Regions from separate parts of the Mus musculus genome. Here region 1 is linked to region 2. Evidence: chromatin loops called from intact Hi-C (ENCODE). Cell type or tissue: gastrocnemius. All regions are shown on one strand.

Evidence for each region. Hi-C counts contacts between places; a loop is a spot of excess contacts. Peaks named below come from ENCODE experiments on the same cell type or tissue, not always from the same donor. Only the 100,000 strongest peaks of a DNase experiment are listed, where the experiment ranks them.
Region 1: it touches region 2 in a loop (29-fold over the local background); 22 of 42 quality-filtered maps call a loop at or near these places.

The regions. Positions count from the first base shown.
Region 1 is chr4:112,898,426-112,906,425 of GRCm38, forward strand. Skint6 (selection and upkeep of intraepithelial T cells 6) reads right to left here. Exons shown (of 49, transcript NM_001103199.1): 28 at 1,523-1,585. Among named protein-coding and RNA genes, the nearest start is that of Skint10, 130 kb to the left of the region's middle. In gastrocnemius, no CTCF peak of the experiment used is centred here; no DNase peak of the experiment used is centred here.
Region 2 is chr4:113,628,661-113,636,660 of GRCm38, forward strand. Skint5 (selection and upkeep of intraepithelial T cells 5) reads right to left here. Exons shown (of 59, transcript NM_001167876.1): 35 at 1,732-1,794; 36 at 393-455. Among named protein-coding and RNA genes, the nearest start is that of Skint6, 350 kb to the left of the region's middle. In gastrocnemius, no CTCF peak of the experiment used is centred here; no DNase peak of the experiment used is centred here.

The DNA.
Region 1 (8,000 bases), 730 kb before region 2:
CTTTTGTTTCTATACTCATTGATCCCACAGTAAACCTTCCTTAGTCAAATGAACAGACCTTCAGGATCACTCTGAAAAAAGAGGGTTTCTTCTGATTTATACCTAAGACAATCATTGCCCCTAGAGTAAAATTTTACACAATTGTGTTCTAATGTCGATATTTGCCATAATCAATCAACAGATATTTTAACAACAGAGACTTAGAGCGGCTTGTTCACAATATCTTTATATATGACCCTGTTTCTTGTGGCTGAATAACTAGGCATTTATACATTGGTGATCTCTAGATTTAGTATGACCTAGCAAATTAGTATGCTGCACATCAGAATAAATATCAGTTTCCTCCCTCTCCATGACTCCATATTTGACACCTATGACTTTAGTGGTCTAAGAACTTCTTTTTCATAATATATTCACATTTTTCCAACACCAACATCTCTATACTAACCTGCCTTATTTCTGGTTTTATATGATTAGGTTTGCCACTGAAACCAATATAAGATTATAATCAGTGAAGGCATCTAAAGAGTTTGAACCAAAGAGTGTATTTTTTATTGCTCATACGATTATGGGTAATATTTTTCTGAATTGAGCCTGGGTGATTAAATTTAGATAGCTATAATGTTGAATAGTTCTATGCATCTTCATTTTTGACACATACATTTCACCTTTCAGCTTCCTCATAAAATTGGATTGCAATCACAAGTGTCAAAGTGGTTTCAACTTGATAAATACAAAGTCACTATAATTTCTTTGAAATGGTTTTGTTAGAAACTCCACTGAAGAAGCAGAGAATATTGCAAGAAGAAAAAAATGGTTAAATACATTGAGACATATCCACTCCCAGTTGCTTAGATGATGGCCATACTGCATATTGCAAGGGCACTTGTCAGAAAGAACTACGGCAAGAATGTACATGAGTCTGAGGATTTTATTTTATTGGCATACATGTATCACATAAACAGATAATTTTCTTTAAGATATTTTCATGCAAACATATAAAAATAATTTGATATTCATTCTGCACTTCCCCACTTCTTTTTTTCCTGTCGTTGGCTTCGGTATAACTCCTAGACCATCTTGTTACTCCATTAGTATCACACATATATTACAATTTACTCATATACATGTAAACTTTCCAATTTACAAAGTTGAAAATCATGATATCTGTATGTCTGCATTTCAGTTATAATATGAATTTACTTTTATTTTTTTCTCATGCCACAAAATATCAATTATACTATTTATAGCTGTATTAAACACCACCATGCATGCATACCATAGTCACATGTAGACTTCTACACTTTTCATTTGAAATTTTAATTGTGGTTGTGGATCATGAACAGCTGAAAATTAACATTTTCTATATTTCCAAACACTTCAGCTCTTTCTCCTGTACAGAAATGCCCTAAAGCTAGGGATACAGTAGCAGCTAGGCACTCCTACTAACAGCATTAAATTTTATATCAATATATTCACAGATCATGGGTTTAATTTCTCTTTTGAAATTAATTGATCATACCTGGATTCACACTTGAACTTTGAAGAATCTGCTGAATTCTGTCCAAGAGCAACTTTTCTCTTCCTGTAGGCAAAGGAGCATAAATTAGATTAGTAATTTTATATCACTGAGTTTTTGTGGGATAGATTAATTGTTTATCTCTTATCATCTAGATGAGCACTGCCCACAGAAGCATGCATTAGACTTGCATTGCTTCAGTGAAATAATTCAGCCTGCTTATTTTTTTTTGGCTGACAAGAAGCAAATGGCCTGTAGTTTTTGCTGTGTTGCCTTCAGCTAAGTCCCCTTTTCATTTTATGATGGCACGTAAAGCCTTTGATGATCTCTCTTGGACCTACATCCATTGTTCCAATGATAACATTTACCTCATAAAATGAACACACATGGAAGAGTAGGCTTTTTTTTTTATGCCTAGGATAAACATTGTCCTTAGAGATGCCTTGTTTGCAATTGATTTGCAAATGAGCAAATTTCCCACAATAAAAACATCAGGCACTTTGAGACCAGAGACCTATTGTACCTTATTCACAACATCTGTTCATTTGAGCATGCTTCCTGCCAGTGGACAACTAGGCATTTAGACATCAGTGATCTTAATTATAATATGTCCTAGTATATTATCATGACATATTTTAGAACCGATATTAGTTGTATCCCTCTCCAATCATTCTTAAGTGGTGCCTGGGACTTTAATGATCTAATGACTTGTTGTTCATAAGATATTCACAATTTCAAACAAGTTGTTTATAAAAAAAAAAACCTTTCTTGCATCTGGTTCTCATATGATTTTGTTCACCATTGAGATCATTACTATTTTGAAATCAGGGAAGGAGTCTCCAAAGTTTGTACAATACTTGTAAATGATGTAGAACTATTTCTAGCATTTGAAATTTTACCCTAAGTTCTTAAGCTGAAAAACTACATTGCTCTTTCCTTTTTAACATGATGAAATTGAGTTTGACTTTTGATGCCAGAGCTCTGCCTTTCACCTTGAAACTTCTGAGTATTTTCAATCCACTTGCTTTGGTTCATGGTTCAATATTCCCAGATTCATCCATTTGTATGTTAACCATTACAATTGTAAACTTTCCTCTTGTACTGATGTTGCCAACCATTTACAGACTATCTTTGTTTTGATGAACAGGAATTAATAATTTATTTCAATTAAGTCAAGTCCGTTACTTATAAAACCATGGCTTATTTGTAAATACCTTAGATGTAGTCTTTCTATACAGTGCCATCTTAAGTGTTCCAAATCATCAGCAGGCATATACAACTACTATCAAAGTTGATGGTGGTCATGGAGCCGCAGGATAACCATCCTCTAACACTGTTAGCATGATTGGTGTGAGTTTAAATATTTTTTTTTATTTTCATCAGTCTGTTTCATCATATTTTACCTTCCTTTTCAATATTTCTCTGAGCCACCAGCCTCCAGCACAGTTCCTTTACCTATTTTTCTCCTGTAAGCTACCTCGCATAGAGCCTGATCATTTGTGATGTCTCTTTTCTTGTGCTCCTCCCTTCCTAAGTGATTCCAAAACCTGGGACAATACCTTCACACCCACAAGTAATTATGCCATCCATTCAGAAAAGAGGGAATAGAGTGACCCAATTTGTTTTCAGATCTCAGCCTGCTTTGCTTCTCAGATCCCTCTATATACACCTGCAGTTTTTCAAACTGCTCAGCAATTATTCTAAACTATGTTTGAAAACAGAATATATGAGGAGGAAGAGATAACCAGAAAATTTCCCTCTCAGAGAAATGCAGAAAGTATCCAGCCATAGCAGACACAATATGTGCTTTCTGTCATATTGTAAAAAATATATTCCTATCTTTCCTTTTTAAATTTATTTTTATTTTTATTAGATATTTTCTTTATTTACATTTCAAATGTTATCCCCTTCCTTCCTCTGAAAATCCCCTATCCCATTCCCAATTCCCCTGCTCACCAACCCACCAACTCCCAATTCCCTGTCCTGGCATTCCCCTACATTGGGGCATTGAGTCTTCACAGGACCAAGGGCCTCTTCTTCCATTGATGCCTTGCAAGGTCATCCACTGCTACATATGTGGCTGAATCCATGGGTCCCTCCATGTGTACTCTTTTGTTGGTAGTTTAGTCCCTGTGAGCTTTGGGGGGTACTGGTTGGTTGATATTGTTGTTTTTCCTATGGGGCTGCAAACCCCTTCAGCTCTTTGGGTCCTTTCTCTAGCTTCTCCATTGGGGACCCTGTGCTCTGTCCAATAGTTGGTTGAGATCATCCACCTCTGTATTTATAAGGCACTGGCAGAGCCTCTCATTAGACAGCTATATCAGGTTCCTGTCAGCAAGCACTTGTTGGCACCCACAGTAGTGTATGGTTTTGGTAACTGTATTTCTATCTTTCACTGTGATTTTTCCAATGGTATTTGACCTCAAATGTCAAGTTCTGTATAGTCTCATATTTTTGTGTATTAGTTAATTTGTGGGATCTTCTTTCTCCAAATTCTCTCACTTTCAATATTTTAATTGTAGCTGATCTTTTTTCTTTTGTGCATTATTCTTTCTTTCAACTTCCTCCATCTCTCTTCAAGCCATTCATCCCCCTAATACCAGATAAACTAAAAAAGTAAAAAATGGTGAGAACAAAGAAAGAGAAATTCAAATCTAATTTCTTTTTCTTGTTGTTATTGTTGTTGTTTCTTCTTTAAACATGAATACTAACAAACTGCATCCAAACCTTGAACAACCAAAACAGAGAACTAAAATCGATACTATGTGCACTAGAAATTATTATGCCCTCTTAATATTCTCCATAACTGTAATTGTCACACATTTGCAGCTGACAAAATTACTCCAGCTAGAGCACAAAATAAATTATAGTCATCTGCTCTGGATAACGTGAAGAATCTCAATATCCCCACACCAGGAATTAACGCAAAATCATATATTTCTCATATTTCTATATTTCATGAAGATAACATAATTCCAAAATACTAACTACATTGGATTCAGCTTATGGACAAGTTCCAGGAAAGATCTTTTTACCAAATATTTTTCATTGATTTTAAAAAAGAATAATGGGAATGAGAGTCATGAGATTTCTAAGTCATGTGTGATTCCTGATCATTTTAATTTATTAAATGTTATGAAGTCTTACATCATTCATTACAAAGTAACTTTTTCCTATAGTAAAGAAATAAATAGCACTTCAGTACTTCATTCATCTCTCATATCAATTTCGTAATATTTCATGGCAATTTCCAAACTTCGGAGATGGTTGATATCTATCATTTTATGGCTATTTATTAAATCCCTATGTTAAAACAAAGTTCACTTATTTTCAAAAGCTTAGTCAGTTGCAATTATATTCTTCAAAGTGACTGCCAAAAACAGGTTGCCCTACAGTTCCCAGTAGGAGAAATACTTATGGGTAAAAACACAATTGTTTTAAAACCAGTCTGATAGCAACTCCACAGCTATTTGGCAAAACAACGGTAGTCTACATTGAAAGATCTGGAAGTATGGAAGCCATAACACTGGGAAGTACCTTCCAGGTATATCTTATTCTGGATTCTGATTTTCATATAATGTAAGCTATGAGTACTGTATCTTTACTTTTGAGACCTTATAATCTAGTTTTGGCATATCTAATAACAGCAGATATAGCCTAGGTGTTTTATGTGGATTTAGGTCTTCATTGGCCTTAGGTGTTCTCTTCAGTGTATTCAGTTTTTCCATGTTATTCAACATTTGTTCTAATTTCTTTTTGGCTCCAACCTATGACTTTTTGTTTATTTTTAGTTCGATATGGTAGCTTGAAAAATTAAACAAAAAAGAAAGAAACAGTCAAACAAAACACCCAACTTTTGTTTTAATAGTTGCTTTTTCAAATATAAAAGCCTTATGAGTTAGCCTTATGTCATAAGCCATCTACAACAGCCATGGTAAGCAAGTTTGTCTTCGGGATGTGGCCCTCCATGTTTTATTACTGTGAAGGGTGTGCTCTAAGATGCAGTATTCCTTGAGACTTCATCCCAGGATTTCTACTTGCTGCAGATATTATACCTTTCTTGCCTTGATTACATACCCTGATGATTCCCGGGCATCAGGCTTCTCTATTGGGCAAATTTCCTGCAGAGTCAGTTTGAAGATGTACTTTGATGCAGCAATGCTGTATACACAAATTTGATTCCATATTTCCAGATAATGATTTTACAGAACTCCCACATTGATATAAGTAACTTTCAAGCCTCCCATAGAAAAAAGAAAAAAACAACAACAACAAAACAAAACAAAACAAAAAGACAAACAAAACAAAAAACAAAAAACAAAAAACAAAAAACAAAAAATCCTCCACATAGAGGTCTGTCAAACTCAGCCTTTCTCAAGCTAATTGCAAAAAGAAAAAAGACAGGTACGGAACAAATTAGGATCATTGGTAACATCCAATCTAGATTCCAAATGAGGCCACTATCTTGTCACTAAAGGTCCTAAACAATGAATGGGCAATTTAATGTAGGCACAGGGATAGACAATGAATCATGGACAAGTTTATCTATACAGGGCTTCACACTAATGACACAAGGCAGATGATTTGTGTCTTGACAAAAGCATGCTAACTTATGACATAAAAGTATTGTTTTAATCTTATAATGAACCTATGGGGATATAAAAAAGTTAATGTTTAGTTAGGTAGTAGTATTAGTGGAAACATATAAACAATTCTGCTGTAACTCTTTCAGACTTATAGCCATACGACGTGAACTATTACTTTAAACATACTATGAGGTCACATAATATACAAACAATTTTAAAACTATGTGATCAGTTATCATAATTATATACAAAAATAAGGAGCAACAACAAATTTTTATGTAGCCTCATCTGCATTATCCACACATAGTATTCAAGACACCGTGTGCACCTTTTTTTCTTTTCTATTTTCTATATTTCTTTGTTTCTTGTTTCTTTATCTTCCTTCCCTAATTTATTCCTTCCTTCCTTACTTTCTTTTCTTTTCTTTCATCCTTCTATTTCTATTTCATTGGCTTTTGAATCGTTAATGAAATCTGAGCATCTATCCTGTGCAGTGATGTTCCCCTAGTCAAAGGGAAAAAATGCCAAGTTTCTTTTCCACTGCTGCTATGAATAGAAGGTAATTGTTAGAAGAAAGAAACTTGAGGTCCCTGAATAACAAGTGAAAGTTAAATTACCAGAAGTCTTACGCTTTGAACCCATTCACCATTGCCATAATGCTTCTTTGCCTGTCTCAGTTTACTCTGCCATGTCAAACATTGTCTTTCACTGCCTTACACAGTGAAATATCTTTTACATTGGGTGGACAGGATCTTGGAAGGCTCACTACTGTTTACTTCAAGAAAAGTCAATTGGTTATGGAGGACTAAAAGCACTAATTGAGAAACATGAGTGAGGATGTGCACTGAATGTAAATATATCAAGCTTTGCATCAATTATTTAATCATAAAAATCAGTGTTGGTTTTTCTAATTAAGTGCATAAACATGAGAGGTGACACATCTATCCATCTACAATCCAATCAATATTCTCTAAGTTTTCTTCTCAAAAATTTTGGTGATGTTATTTCAGAGATTCTGATAATATTGCTATCATGCCTGCCCCCAGTCTGTGCCATAGTGTGCAATTCAAACACAAAGGCCTGAAAAGGAACAGTGTGGTTTTAGCCTGCTGAGCTTACTGCACTGGTCCTAACATTTCATGAGTTTCACCATAGCTTCTTTTCTTTATCAGATATTTATGGTTATTGAATGTTGATAAATGAAAATCTCCATGTGTGGTGTCACTATTTACCTGAAAGAAACATATACCACATATGTTGGGAGGGAATTACTGACCTTCATCATGAAAAGCCCAGTAATTTCCCTATGCAGTTTTATCAACTATGGTTTCCATAAACTCTTTTTCAGTCTTTAAAACTTCCTTTAATCTCTCTGGTATATAGTATTTAACATTTGTGCAAAAATGTCCCTAGTGATCCAGCTGTCACATTTTTATATGTGTGAACCTAGGAGACTCTTTCTCTACATTGTCCTCTATACATCCCATCCTGACTGCATTAGGTTTTGAATAACTCAACCTAAACATCAATTCAAGCTGTTCAAATCTGTCAAAGCCTATTTTCCTCTTACAGTGAACATTCCACCACGGGGCATAGCAAAAACTAATAAAGTTGCAAGCAAGAGTCAAATTACTTTAATATTTGAGATTCTGTAAACTACGTATAACCAGCATTGTAACCTGGGCACCAAATGCCTCCTCTATAACAAAATTAGTTGGTGATTGGAATTGTCTTCCAATCCTTGATATTTATTGGACTTGTGGCTAGAGATAGTCAAGAGTTCTGGTGTCTCCTATGAGTCAGTCCATCCAGACTGATATCCTGGTACTGTCTCAGGTCATGTAGAATGCATTGTCATATTAGTCATATTAATGTTTCTCCAATTCTGTGGTATT
Region 2 (8,000 bases):
TCCTCATACATTTTATTAATCTTTGATAACTTACTCCTTCATATGGACTGTGTAAACCTCTTAAAGGGGCTATCCTAAGTTCTAAGTTTTCTGTGAAATCACAGTTACATAAGATCCTATTTATACCATTCATCCTATTCCAATTTACTTGCAATTTAATTTTGGCTTTGAATCATTAACATCTGATAATTAATACATTTTGTTGTACTTCCAAACACTCCTATTGTTTCTTCTAGAGTAGCATTGCACTAGAGCAAGAGATATAGTAGCAGTTATGTAGTTCCACTAGACCATTTAACTGTATCTCTGTTTTTGCTTTTTTTTTTTTTTTTTTTTTTTTTTTTAAGAAACTAAAGGCTTATTTTCTTTTTTGATATCTTTAATGATGATACCTTGATGCACACCGGGATTTTGAAGAATCAACTCAATTTTTTCCAACAACAAATCTTTTGTTTCTAGGAAAAAAGACAAATAAATTCAATCGGTTATTTTTATATCATTGAGTTTTGGTAGGATAAACTATGATATTTATCTTTTGCCAAGTCTAGAGCAGGACTGCCTGCAGTAGTATGCTGTAGATTTGTATAACTTCATTGAGGTGTTTCTTCCTGCTTATTATTTTCTGGCTGACAAGAGGCAATGGTCTGTACATTTTACTTCCTGTACTCCATCTAGGTCCCCATTTCATTTTCTGATGGCGAAAGTAGCCCAGGTATACCTCTATTGTTTCTATACTCATTGATCCCACAGTAACCATTCCCTAATCAAATGAACACACCTTCAAGGTCACTCTGAAAAAGAGGGATTCTTCTGATTTATACCTAGGACAATCATTGCCCCCAAAGTATAATTTTACACAATCATGTTCTAATGTCGATATTAGCCATAATAAATCAACAGATATTTTAACAACAGAGACTTAGAGTGTTAAAGTGGTTTCAACTTGATAAATATGAAGTCACTATAATTTGTTTGAAATGGTATTATTAGAAACTCCACTGAAGAAGCAGAGAATATAGGAAGAAGAAAAAAATGGATAAATGCATTGAGAAATATTCATTCCTAGTTGTTTAGATGATGGCCATACTGCATATTGCAAGGGCACTTGTCAGAAAGAACTATGGCAAGAATGTGCATAAGTCTGAGGATTTTATTTTATTGGCATACATGTATCAAATAAACATAATTTTCTTTAAGATATTTTCATGGAAACATATAACAATATTCATTCCACACTTCACAAATCTTTTCCCCTGTCTTTGGTTTCGATATAACTCCTAGACCATCTTGTTACTACATTAATATCACACATATAGTACAATTTACTCATATACATGTAAACTTTCCAATCTATGAAGTCGAAAATCATGATATCTCTATGTCTGCCTTTCAGTTATAATATGAATTTACTTTTATATTCTTCTCATGCCCGAAAATAACAATTCTAATATTTATAGCTCTAATAAACACCACCATTCATGCATACTATAGTCACATGTAGACTTCTACACCTTTCATTTGAAATTTTAATTGTGGCCTTGGATCATGAACGGCTGAAAATTAACACATTTTCTGTACTTCCAAACACTCCATTTCTTTCTCCTGTACAGATGGGCCATAAAGCTAGGGATACAGTAGCAGCTAGGCAATCCTCCTAACTGCATTAAATTTTATATCTATATATTCACAGACCATGGGCTTAATTTCTCTTTTGAAACTAATTGATCATACCTGGATTCACACTTGAAATTTGAAGAATCTGCTGAATTTTATCCAAGAGCAACATTTCTTTTCCTGTGGGAAAGGGAGCATAAATTAGATTACTAATTTTATATCACTGAGTTTTTTTGTGGGATAGAGTAATTGTTTATCTCTTACTCTCTAGATGAGCACTGCCCAGAGTAGCATGCATTGCTTCAGTGAAGTAATTCAACCTGCTTACTCTTTTCTGGCTGATAAGAAGCAAATGGCCTGTAGTTTTTGCTGTGTTGCCTTCAGTTAAGTCTCCTTTTCATTTTATGATGGCACGTAAAGACTTTGAGTATCTCTCTTGGACCTACATCCATTGTTCCAATGAAAACATTTACCTCATAAAATGAACACACTTGAAAGAGTAGGATTTTTTTTTAATCCTAGGATAAACATTGTCCTTACAGATACCTTGTTTGCAATTGTGTTGCAAATGAACAAATTTCCCACAATAAAAGCATTAGGCACTTTGAGACCAGAGACCTAATGCACCTTGTTCACAACATCTCTGCATATGAACATGCCTCCTGCAAGTGGACATCTAGGCATTTAGACATCGGTGATCTTTAGTTATAATATGTCCTAGGATATTAGCATGATATATTTTAGAACCAATATTAGTTGTATCCTCTCCAATCTTCCTTAAGTGGTGCCTGGGACTTTAATTATCTAATAACTTGTTGTTCATAAGATAATTACAATTTCAAACATGCTGTTCATTAAAAAAAAAAAAAAAAACTTTCTTATGTAGGGCGTGGTGGCACATGCCTTTAATCCCAGCACTTGCAGAGGCAGGTGGATTTCTGAGTTCGAGGCCAGCCTGGTCTACAGAGTAAGTTCCAAAACAGCCAGGGCTACACAGAGAAAACCTGACTCGAAAAAACAAAACAAAACAAAACAAACAAACAAAAAACCTTTCTTGCATCTGGTTCTCATATGATTTTGTTCACCATTGAGATCATTACTATTTTGAAATCAGGGAAGGATTCTCCAAAGTTTGTATAATACTTGTAAATGAGATAGAACTTTTTCTAGCACTTGAAATTTTACCCTAAGTTCTTAAGCTGAAAAGCAATATTGCTCTTTCTTTTTTAACAAGATGAAATTGAATTTGCCTTTTGATGCCAGAGCTCTGCCTTTCACCTAGAAACTTCTCTCTGAGTATCTTCAATCCACTTGCTCTGGTTCATGGTTCAATATTTCCAGATTCACCTGTTTTTATGTTAACCATTGAAAATGTAAACTGTCCTCTAGTACTGCTGTTGCCAACCCTTTATAGACTATCTTTGTTTTCATTACCAGTAATTAATAATTTATTTCAATTAAGTCTTTTTAATTTTTTTTTGTTTGGTTTGGTTTGGTTCTTTGATTTTTTTTTTGGTTGTTTTTGTTGTTGTTGTTGTTGTTGTTTTGTGTTTTTGTTTGTTTGTTTGTTTGGTTGGTTCTTTTTTTTTTTTTTTGGTTTTTCGAGACAGGGTTTCTCTGTATAGCCCTCGCTGTCTTGGAACTCACTTTGTAGACCAGGCTGGCCTCGAACTCAGAAATCTGCCTGCCTCTGCCACTTGAGTGCTGTGATTAAAGGAGTGTGCCACCATCGCATCCCTTATAAAACCATGGCTTATTTGTAAATACCTTAGATGTAGACTTTTTATACAGTGCCATCCTATTCCATAATAATTTTGTTCCAAATCATCAGCAGGCATATCATATACAACTACTATCAAAGCTGATGGTGATCATGGAGCCATAGGATAACCATCCTCTAACTCTGTTAGCATGATTGGTGTGAGTTTACATATATTTTATTATCAAACAGTCTGTTTCATCACATTTTACCTTCCTTTTCAGTATTTCTCTGAGCCACCAACCTCCAGCATAGTTCCTTTACCTTTTTTCTCCTGTGGGAAACTCCCGTAAGCTACCTCACATAGAGCCTGAGCATGTGTGAGGTCTCTTTTCTTGGCCTCCTCACTTCCAAAACCTTAAATAATATCTTCCCACCCATAAGTAATTATGCCATCCATTCAGAAAAGAGGGAATACAGTGACCCAATTTGTTTTCAGATCTCACCCTACTTTGCTTCTCATATCCCTCTATATACACCTGCAGTTTTTCAAACTGCTCAGCAATTATTCCAACCCATGTTTGGAAACAGAATATATGAGGAGGAAAAGAGATAAACAGAAAAATCCCCCCTCTCAGAGAAAACATAAGTGCTTTCTGCCATTTTGTAAAAAATATATTCTTATCTTTCCTTTATAAATTTATATTTATTTTTATTAGATATTTTCTTTATTTACATTTTAAATGTTATTCCCTTCCCTCGTTCGCCCTCTGAAAATCCCCTGTCCCATTCCCCATCCCCCTGCTCACCAACCCACCCACTTCCACTTCTCTGTCTTGGCATTCACCTACATTGGGGTATTGAGTCTTCACAGGACCAAGGTGTTCTCCTTCCATTGATGTCTGACAAGGCCATCCTCAGCTACATATGTAGCTGGAGTCATGGGTCCCTCCATGTGGACTATTTTGTTGGTAGTTTAGTACCTTTGAGCTCTGGGGGTACTGGTTGGCTGATATTGTTCTTCCTATGGGGCTGCAAGCCCCTTCAGCTCTTTGGGTCCTTTCTCTAGCTTCTCCATTGAGGACCCTGTGCTCAGTCCAATAGTTGGTAGAGATCATCCACCTCTGTATTTCCAAGGCACTGGCAGAGTCTCTCAGGAGACAGCTATATTGTGCTCCTGTCAGCAATCACTTGTTGGCATCCACAGTAGTGTATGCTGACAGGAGCATGGAAAAGTTCCAGGAAAGATCTTTTTGCTAAATGTTTTTCATTGATTTTATACAGTATAATGGGAATGAGAGTCATGAGATTTCTAAGTCATGTATGATTCTTGATCATTTTAATTTATTAATTATTATGAGGTGTCACATCATTCTTTACAAAGTAATGTTTTTTTTTCTATAGGAAAGAAATAAAAAACACTTCAGTTCTTCATTCATCTCTCATATCAATTTGGTAATATTTTATGGCAATTTCCATACTTTGGAGATGGTTGATATCTATCATTTTTATGGCTGTTTATTAAATCCTTATGTTAAAACAAAATTCACTTAGTTTCAAGAGCTTTGTCAGTTGCAATTATATTTTTCAAAGTGACTGCCTAAAGCAGGTTGCTCTACAGTTCCCAGTAGAAGAAATACACTATGGGTAAAAACAGAATTGTTTTAAATCCAGTCTGATAGCAACTTGACAGCTGTTTATCAAAACAATGATAGTCTACATTGAAAATCCTGTAAGTATGGAATCTCTTCCAGGTATAACCTATCCTGGTTTCTGATTTTCATATAATGTAGGCTGTGGGTGCTGTATCTTTACTTTTGAGACCTTAAAATCTAGTTTTGGCATATCTAATAACAGCAGAAATGCCTAGGTGTTTTATGTGGATTTAGGTCTTCATTGGCCTTAGGAGCTCTCTTCAGTGTCTTCAGTTTTTCCATGTTATTCAACATTTGTTCTAATTTCTTTTTGACTCCAACTGTGAATTTTTGTTTGTTTTTAGTTCAGTGTGGCAGATTAAAAATTAAACAAACAAAGAAAGTAACAGTCAAACAAAACACCCAACTTTTGTTTTAATGGTCGCTTTTTCAATTATAAAATCCTTATGAGTTGGCCTTATGTCAGAAGCCATCTACAACAGCCATAGTAAGCAAGTCTCTCTTCTTGATGTTGCCCTCCATTTTTCATGACTGTGATGGGTGTGCTCTAAGATATAGTATTCCTTGAGACTTCATCCCAGGATTTCTACTTGCTGCCAATATTATACCTTTCCTGCCTTGATTACATAACCTGATGATTCCTGGGCATCAGGCTTCCCTATTGGTAAAATTTCCTGCAGAGTCAGTTTGAAGATGTACTTTGATGCAGCAATGCTGTATACACAAATTCTATTCCATAATTCCAGTTAATAATTTTACAGAACTCCCACAATGATACAAGTAACTTTCAAGCCTCAAAGAAGAAAAAAACAAAAACAAAAAACAAAAAACTCCACATAGAGGTCTGTCAACCTCACCCTTTCTCATGCTAATTGAAAAAAGAAAAAAAAAAGTCAGGCATGGAACAAATTAAGGCCAAATGAGGCCACCATCTTGTCACTAAAGGTCCTAGGCGATGAATGGGCAATTTATTGTAGGCACAGAGATAGACAATGAATCATGGACAAGTTTATCTATACAAGGCTTCAAACTAATGACACAAGGTAGGTGATTTGTGTCTTGACAAAAGCATGCTAACTTATGACATAAAAGTATTGTTTTAATCTTATAATGAACCTATGGGGATAGAAAAAAAAGTTAATTTTTAGTTAGGTAGTAGTATTAGTGGAAAGATATATAAACAATTCGGCTGTAACTCTTTAAGCCTTATAGTCATATGACATGAACTATTACTTTAAAATACTATGAGATCACATAGTATCAAAACAATTTTAAAACTATGTGATCAGTTATCATAATTATATACAAAAATAAAAATCAACAACAGATTTTTATGTAGCCTTATCTGCATCATCCACACATAGTATTCAAGACATGATGTGTGCCTTCCGTTCTTTCTTATTTTCTATATTTCTTTGTTTCTTTTTATTCTTTCCCTTATTTTATTTATTTATTTATTTATTTATTTATTTATTACTTCTTTTTCTATTTTATTGGCTTTTGAACTGTTAATGAAATCTGAGCATGTATCCTGTGCAGTTATGTTCCCCTAGTCAAAGGGAAAATTGCCAAGTTTCTTTTCCACTGTTGCTATGAATAGAAGGTAATGGTTAGAAGGAAGAAACTTAAGGTCCCTGAATAGCAAGTGAAAGTTAAGTTACCAGAAGTCTTAAGCTTTGAACCTATTCACCATTGTCATAATGCTTCTTTGCCTGTCTCAGTTTACTCTGCTATCTCAAACATTGTCTTTCACTGCCCTACACAGTGAAATATCTTTTACAGTGGGTGGACAGGATCTTGGAAGGTTCACTACTGTCCATTTCAAGAAAAGTCAATTGGTTCTGGAGGACTAAAAATACTTATTGAGAAACATGAGAGAGGATGTGTACTGAATGTAAATATGTCAAGCTTTGCATCAATTATTTAATCATAAAAATCAGTGTTGGGTTTTCTAATTAAGTGCACAAACATGAGAGATGACACATCTATCCATCTACAATCCAATCAATATTCTCTAGGTTTTCTTCTCAAAATTTTTGGTGATGTTATTTCAGAGATCCTTCTGATATTGTTACCATGCCTGCCCTCAGTCTGTGGCATATTGTGCAACTCAATTCCATAGAGGCCTGAAAAGGAACAGTGTGGTTTTAGTTTTCTGAGCTTACTGCACTGGTCCTAATATTTCATGAGTTTCACCATAGCTTCTTTTCTTCATCAGGTATTTATGGTTGTTGAAAGATGATAAATGAAAATCTTCATGTGTGGTGTCACTATTTACCTGAAAGAAACATATACCACATGTGTTGTGAGGGAATTACTGACCTTCATAATGAAAAGCCCAGTAATTTCCCTATGGAGTTATATCAACTATGGTTTCCATGAACTCTTTTTTCAGTCTTTAAAACATCCTTTAATCTCTCTAGTATATAGTATTTAACATTTTTGCGAAAATGTCCCTAGTGTTCCAGCTGTCACATTTCTATAGGTGTGAACCTAGGAGACAATTTCTCTACATTGTCCTCTATATATTCCATCCTGACTGCATTAGCTTTTGAAGAACTCAACCTAAACATCAATTAAAGCTGTTCAAATATATCAAAGCCTATTTTCCTCTTACAGTACACATTCCACCACGGGGCATAGCAAAAACTAGTAAAGTTACAAGCAAGAATCAAATTACTTTAATATTTGAGATTCTGTAAACGACTTATAACCAGCATTGAAACCTGGACACCAAATGCCTCTTCTATAACAAAAATACTCAGTGATTGTTATTGTCTGCCAATCCTTGTTATTTATTGGATGTGTGGCTGGAGATAGTCAAGAGTTCCTGGTTTCTCCTATGAGTCTGTCAATCCAGACTGATATCCTGGTACTGCCTCAGATCATGTAGAATGCATTGTCATATTAATGTTTCTTCAATTCTGTGGTATTGACATTGTCCCATGTGTTCCCATGTCTTATAGTAAGAAAGGTTTTGGGAATCTCACTTTAATTTAAAGTTGTCCCAATTTTCAACATTTTAGATATAG